Linked DNA regions of Homo sapiens: all the other regions are linked to region 2. A link is a loop called in an ENCODE intact Hi-C map of the cell type or tissue named here. Cell type or tissue: Caco-2. All regions are shown on one strand.

Region 1 (2,500 bases), 190 kb after region 2:
TCATGAGGCCAACATTACCCTGATATCAAACTCATACAAAGACACCATAAGATGACCAAATCCCCATAAAATACTAGCAAACCAAGAAATAAAATACACCATGTCAAATGGTATTAATGCCTGTGACATAAGGATGGTTCAGCATATGAAAATCAATCAATGTGATAAAATACATGAACAGAACAAAGGATAGAAACCACAAGACCATCTCAGCAGATGCAGAAATGCATTTAATATAAATCAATACTGTTTAATGATTTAAAAAACTCAACAAACTAGGGAATAGAAAAAAAATACCAATACATAAAACAGGGCAGAAGTAAAAGGCTCACAGCTACTCATTAATGAAAAACTGAAAGCTTTTCCTCTAAGATCATGAAAGAAGCAATTATGTCCTCTCTTGTTACTTCTATTCAACATAATATTGGAAATCTGAGCCAGAGAAATTAGGCAGGAAAAAAAGAGGCATCCAAATCAGAAAGGAAGAAGTAAAATTGTCTCTGTTTATAGGTTACATAATATAATTTGTAGAAAATCTCTTAACCCCTTATCAGATATATAGTTTGCAAATATTTTCTTCCACTCCATAGGTTGTCTTTTCAATGTTTTTTGAGTTTACTGATTCTTTGTTCTCCTTCATCTAGTCTTCTAGTGAATCCTTCTAGTGAATTTTTCAGTGTAGTTACTGTATTCTTTTACTCAAAGATTTCTGTTTAGCACTTTAAAAATACTTTCTAGCTCTACGTTGAAATTCTCATTTTGCTTATACATTTTTCTCCTGAGCTCATTGAGGATATTTATATGGTTAATTTGAATTATCTGTTAGATAAATCATACATCTCTGTTTTATTAGAGTTGGTTTCTGATGCTTTATATATTGTTCCTTTGTTCTGGCTGTATTTTCTTGTTTCTTCGTTTTCCTTGACTTTTTGTGTTGGCATCTGCATATTAGGAAAAATAGACATCCCTACCAGTCTTCACAGACTGGCCTTGTATGGGAGAAGACCCTCACCAGTCAGCCCAGCCAGAGATACTGGGGGCCTCTCAAATGTCTCTGTATGCATTTTATCTGAAGTTGTGTTATCCAAATTAGCTGGATTTGCCAGCTTTTTTTTTTTCCTTCCGGCGTTTGTAATCTCTTGCTCCCTCTGGTGTTCTTTGCTGTATGGGTCTTCTGGGGCAGCAGCACGCCCCAAGCTCTTTTTCTGTGGTTGTTCTCAACAGTCCTTCCTAAGGCACCTAGAGTATACTGGGTCCTGTGGGTATTCTGAGACAGGTGAGAAAAACAAACAAACAAACAAACAAACAACAACAACAACAACAACAAAAACCATCCCTCAGGCAGTCCCTGGAAAATTTGGAATGATGAATGAACAATTCAACTCTTTCTCTCTCCAGGGAGAAGTTGGGATTTGAGGGTTTTGCCCCACTGACTCAGGACTGAGCCAGAGGGAGGGCATATGGAAAGTATGTGCATGCAAGTCCAACCTGCTGCTTTTGTTCTCAGTGGCTTCCAACTGGGGACCTTTCCTGACAGCATTCAGATTCAGCCAGGCAGAAATAAACCTTGGGCAGCACCCAGAAAAGTCATAACTTTTGAAGTATGGTCCAGTCCTTTTCTTATCTCCCCAGGTAGAAAATTGGGAACTGGTTTTGTTATTGTTGTTGTTGATCATGTGGTTGAGAGGAGGAACCTTGAATTTTTCCACCATCTTCAGTTAGGCTCGTGTTGCTCTTGCCTGTGGTTTAGGAGCCCCTCAGTTCGTTTCTGGACTTCTCATACAGGGAATTGGTCCATGTATTGTTATTGTTGAATTTGTCTGTCTATGGGGAGGAGGAAGATAAAATGCTTCATATTCCCCCATCTTTCTGATGTCCCTCTTTTTTGCCTTTAATTTAAAATTATTTATTAATTTGCTACTGTGTGCTGGAGATTGCACTGAACTCTGGAGACTCTGAGCTTAAGTTTCATTATACAACTTCCATGGTGTTTTATTCTTGTACTCCTGATTTTTTCTCTTTATGTATTGGTTTTCAGGATAATTATTTGTTTATTTAGCATCTTCCTACGGTAAACATTGGCTCCTTTTCCTTTTTTGTTGTTAAAGCATCCAAGATTTTAACATATTAGATACATTTCAAATTATTGCAGTCAATATTCCTATCCATGCTCAATTTATTTCATTTGTGAGCTGTGGTAACCCTTTGAAGTTAGCTCCTGGATCCTTTTTACTGATATAATCCTAGAAAGCATCAAGAGCCAAGACAAGGTCTGTTATTTCACTGCCCTTCTCCCATTTGTTCTCCTCTTCTCTGTCTATCTGCTGAATAGGCTCCCACAGGGATGGGATGGGGTGCTTGGGGACTTCGAGAGAGTAACAAAAGTTTTACCACTTAACTATCATTGTCACTGATGTCTTTGTAGACCGCAGACTGCCGATGTTAATTCTTTGGAGTGCCACAGAGACTTCTTCACCATCCTGGCAGTATATCTGAGGTC
Region 2 (2,500 bases):
GCCAGGGTAATTAAGACAGTATGGTAATGGCAGAGAGACACATAGATCAGTGAAATGGGCAACAATAACCTAGACCCACACAAATACACCAAACTGATTTTTGACAGAGATTCAAAAGCCATTCAGTGAAGGAAGGATGGTGTTTTCAACAAATGGTGCTGGAGTAACTGGATGTTCATAGGCAAAAAAGAAATGAGAAAATTCTATAACTGGGAGAAAACAACAGTACCACTGGACTGTACTGCTACAGGGTTTCACAGAAGCCCCAAACTTATTTGGTCAAATCTTAGTCCTGGAGGAATTCCAACCTTCCAGGGGAACCCAGTTGTTACAATATGTAGATGAACTTTTAATATCTGGCAAAAGGAAGGCCGAGTGATCAGAAACCACCATAATCTTGCCTTATTTTCTTTGAGAAAGGGGATTGCGAGTCTCTAAGAACAAATTGCAGTTTGTAGAAAAAGAAGTTAAATATTTAGGACACCTGATTGGTGAAGGGAAGTGGATAATAAACTCAGAATATTGGGAATAGTGGGTTTGCCTTTGCCTAAGACAAAGAGAAAACTCCAAAAATTTTTAGGTTTAACTGGCTACAGTAGGTTATGGATTGACTCATATGCTTAAAAGACAAAATTCTGTATCTCAAGTTACTAGAAGAGGAGCCCAATCCCTTGTAATGGTCCCTAGATGAAATTAAGGCAGTGAAAGAGCTAAAGCAGGCCCTCATTACAGTCCTGGTCCTGGCCCTCCCATCTTTAGAGAAACCATTCTATCTGTTTGTAACAGTAGACCGGGGCATGGCCCTTGGGGTGCTCACTCAAACCTGGGGAGGGAAGAGGCAACCTGTTGCTTTTGTCTCCAAGCTTCTCGATCCTGTCTCTCAGGGGTGATCTGAATGTGTGCAAGCAGTAGCTGCGACAGCCCTGCTGGTAGAGGAGAGTCGAAAGCTAATGTTTGGTGGGGCCCTAATAGTAAACACCCCACACCAGGTCAGGAATATATTAAATCAGAAAGCTGGGAGATGGTTAGTGGATTCTCAGATTCTAAAATATGAAGCCATATTACTAGAAAAAGATTATTTGGTTGTAACACCAGATACTTGCCTGAATCCAGCCAGTGTCCTATGGAAAGGAGACCAGAACAAAGAGACATCAGATCATAACTGCTTAGATACCATAGAATACCAAGCCAAAGTTAGACCAGACCTTAGGGAAGCTCCACTACGTGATGGATTAGACTGTTTGTGGATGGGTCATCCGGAGTGATAGATGGCAAGGGACTTAATGGTTATGCTGTCTTTGATGGAAATAAACACTCATTATGTGAGAAAGGTAGATTACCTAATGGCTGGTCGGCCCAAAAATGTGAATTACATGCTCTTGACCAGGCCCTAAAGCTCCTTGAAGGCCAGGAAGGAAATATATATACTGATTCTAAATGTGCCTATGGGGTGGTACACACTTTTGGAAAAATCTGGACAGAGCGGGGCCTAATAAATAGCAAGGGAAAAGAATTGGTACACGGGGAACTGGTCAAACAGGTTTTAGAAAGTCTCCTGCTTCCAGCAGAGGTAGCCATAGTTCATGTAAATGATCATCAGAACGGGAACACTATAGAAGCTGTAGGAAACAGGTTTGTGGATGAAGCTGCTAGGCAAGCCTCCCTGGAGGAAGAAATTAGACTATTTAGCCTGATACCAGACATCCCTAAGGTGGTATTAAGGCCTCAGTTTACCAGAGAGAAGAAGGAAGAATTAGGCAGGATAGGGGTCACTCAAACTGAAGATGGGAAATGGGTACTTTCTGATGGGAGAGAAATGATAAGTAAACCCCTGATGAGAGAACTGATGTCTGTATTACTCCCCAAAGGGAGTCACTGGGGACCCCAGAGTCCGTGTGATGCAATATTTAAGAATTATGGATAGATAGGGATTTATACCCTCGCTAAACAAGTATGTGGAAGTTGTGTAACTTGTCAAAGGATAAACAAAGAGGTGATTAGAAAACAGTTCATGGGAGGAAGACCTCCTGGACTAAGACCATTTCAGAGCATTCAAGTAGATTTCACATAAATACCCAAAGTAGGAAGACTGAAGTATTTACTGGTGATTATAGGTTACCTTTCCAGCTGGGTGGAAGCCTTTCCCCTTCCAACAGCCACTGCCAGGAATGTAGTCAAAATAATATTATAACAGACTGTACCTAGATTTGGCCTGGTGAAAAACGTTGATTCAGACAATGGCAGCCAATTTACCTCCCGGGTGTTAAGGGGAATTATGGAAGGTTTACAAATTAGATGGGATTATTACACCCCTTGGCATCCCCCTTCCTCTGGAAAGGTAGAAGGAATGACTGAAACTCTCAAAAAGCATTTCACCAAACTAATAAACTAAAATGCCTTGGACAAAATGTCTCCCAATAGCACTCCTTAGGAAGTCCCAAGAAAAGACTTGGGATTGTCCCCCTATGAGTTATTATATGGGCTCCTGTATTTGGGCAGA
Region 3 (2,500 bases), 90 kb after region 2:
TAACCGGTTAGGTCAGTGGTCGATCTTTAACAACCAGTCCCAGGGTGTGGTGCCGGGCTGTCTGCCTGTGGATTTCATTTCTGCCTTTTAGATTTTATTTCTTCTTTCTTTGGAGGCCGAAATTGGGCATAAGACAATATGAGGGGTGGTCTCCTCCCTTAACATGAGACATCAATCAATATATGTAAGAAGTACATTGGTTCAGTCTAGAAAGGCAGGACAACTTGAAGCAAAGGCAGGAACACTGGAAGTGGGGAGGGAGCTTCCAGGTCACAGGTAGGTGATACAGAAATGGTTACATTATTTTGAGTTTCTGGTTAGCCTTTCCAAAGGAGGCAAATAAGATATGCCTCTATCTCAATGAACAGAAGAGTGACTTTGAATAGAATGGGAGGCAAGTTTGCCCTAAGCAGTTTCCAGCTTGAGTTTTCCTTAGTGATTTTGGGGGTCCAAGATATTTTCCTTTCACAAAGTGTATCCAGGGGTATGGAAACATTACACAATGCTGGGATGTGCTGGGAAACATAACTCTAGGTCAGAGTTTGGCAAAGTTGGACCTGTGGGCCAAATCCTGCCCATTGTCTATTTTTATAAATAAAGTTTTATTGGAACAGAGCCACACCCATTTATTTAAAATTTTTTTTACAGCTGCTTTTTGCTACAGTGGCAGAATTGCATAGTGGTGACAAAACTGTATGATATTCAAAGTCAAAAATATTTATTATCTGGCCCTTTACAGAAAAAGTTTTTTGCCTCTGTTGAAGTGAGATTAAAGGGTAGGTGCTGAAACAATAGTCCCTAATGCTCTCCAAATCTTGGAAAGGTAAAGTGATTATTGCTAGTAAGGAGGAATTTGTGAAAATGACCTTTTTCACAATCAAAGTATTTATTGATGAATAAATGAACCTGGAGCCACTATGTATAACTGTTCTAAATGCATTTGGAAATTGCTCACAAAACTGTTTCTATACCTCTTTTTCATACTGGTCAGTGTCATCACCCAATTGCCTAAGCCAGAAATCTAGCTAATGTCCTAAATTCCTCTTGCTCCTTCCTTACTTTATCAGCAACTCATGTACCTCTCTCTGTTCTTACTGTCATCATCCTGGGCCAGGCCCCCTGGAATTCCAGACTTGCTTGGAATTCAACCAACATTTCCTAACAGCCTTTCCCACCTCCACACATTCTTCTATATTCAATTTCTATCCTACAGTGTGACCTTTTAAAAGGTCCCAATCCCCTATTTATATCCTTCAATGGCTTTTTATTGCCTTTAGAAAAAAAAATCCAAACTCTGGAGCATAATTTATAGAGAGTTCTTCACAAATGGCCTTTATTTGACTAACTTCTCTTTACGCTTCAGGTCCCAGTTTATCTATTAATTCCTCCAGGGATCCTTCTCTGGTGCTCAAGTCTGGGTTGTCACCCTCAAATGTTCTTCTAAGGTGCTTTACAGTTTCTTGTTTTAGAACAAAACACATTGCATTGTAATTGTTTGTTTAATTGTCTGTCTGAGCAGTCTAACACTGCCAGGGCAAGGACCATGTCTTCATTAACTGGGAACACACTGGGAGGGAAACAGATATAGTCCCTGTTGTAAAGACATTTGCAGCATGGTGAGAGAAATTGACATTTTCTAAGTAATTACTCAAATATAAGCAGAACAATCCTTTTTGGAGATTTTTAAACTGGGGTTCTCTATTCCTCTTTACTGAAATCATTCTTGTCATCTTAGTGTTCTTCTCCCATTCATTGATTTAGGAAGAAGGCAAAGACAGACTAGAATAATGAGATCACTGATAAGTTTTGAATTTAATAGTTCATAGTATGACAGTAATCTTGAAGGCCAAGCTTTCAGTTGCAAGAGGTAGTCACCCCAAGGAGAAAAGGGGTTCCTGAATTCCAAAAGCTTCCCTTTAACCCATTTCCCATTTAGCAATAAAAGGTGCAGCTCACTTCCAGGGCTCATTTAATTATACATAAACATGCTTTTTGAGGCCGAAGCAAATCTGACTGATTTTTAATGTGAAAATAAAATACGAAAACTGTTCATGGAGTTATTTCTAAACAGCACTTGTCTCTAATCCTAATGTAACAGAAAAGTATATGATGTTACATTAGGATTGGAGATAAGTACTCTCAGGGCAAATGGGAAATGGGTTAATAATCAATACTCAAAGCTTGGGGGACTAAGATAAAATTTTACTCTAACCTCTAGGGCAGGGAGGGTGAAGGAAAGTTATACAGGGAGAAGACAAAAGCCCTCCTTGGATCAGGTAGAGGATCCTGAAACATGAGGGAGAGAACAGCAAAAGAGTTTTCCATCCTTGCTTTCCTTTCCATAACTCAGGGAAGCCTCTTAGAGAAGCCCTGAGTTTGTCATGATGCTGGAGAAACATGATACCTTGGAGGTTGACAGCAATGGCTGAGGCAGGTGATCAGGTGAATGGGCTTGATACAGGGATAGAAGTCTAGAATTCCAGAGTCTTTTAGAGAGGGA

Evidence for each region. A loop is a pair of places that touch in the nucleus more often than their neighbours do. Peaks named below come from ENCODE experiments on the same cell type or tissue, not always from the same donor. Only the 100,000 strongest peaks of a DNase experiment are listed, where the experiment ranks them.
Region 1: a loop joins it to region 2, with 11 times the contacts of the local background. A loop is called at or near these places in 9 of 110 quality-filtered maps.
Region 3: it touches region 2 in a loop (6-fold over the local background); 2 of 110 quality-filtered maps call a loop at or near these places.

What each region holds. Positions count from the first base shown.
Region 1 is chr4:142,984,047-142,986,546 of GRCh38, reverse strand. All of the region lies in intron 1 of USP38-DT (USP38 divergent transcript), which reads left to right. Among named protein-coding and RNA genes, the nearest start is that of INPP4B, 140 kb to the right of the region's middle. In Caco-2, a CTCF peak has its summit at 1,117 (motif pointing left); no DNase peak of the experiment used is centred here.
Region 2 is chr4:143,178,183-143,180,682 of GRCh38, reverse strand. All of the region lies in intron 1 of USP38-DT (USP38 divergent transcript), which reads left to right. Among named protein-coding and RNA genes, the nearest start is that of USP38-DT, 5.4 kb to the left of the region's middle. In Caco-2, no CTCF peak of the experiment used is centred here; a DNase peak (open chromatin) is centred at 1,542.
Region 3 is chr4:143,088,120-143,090,619 of GRCh38, reverse strand. All of the region lies in intron 1 of USP38-DT (USP38 divergent transcript), which reads left to right. Among named protein-coding and RNA genes, the nearest start is that of USP38-DT, 95 kb to the left of the region's middle. In Caco-2, no CTCF peak of the experiment used is centred here; a DNase peak (open chromatin) is centred at 1,109.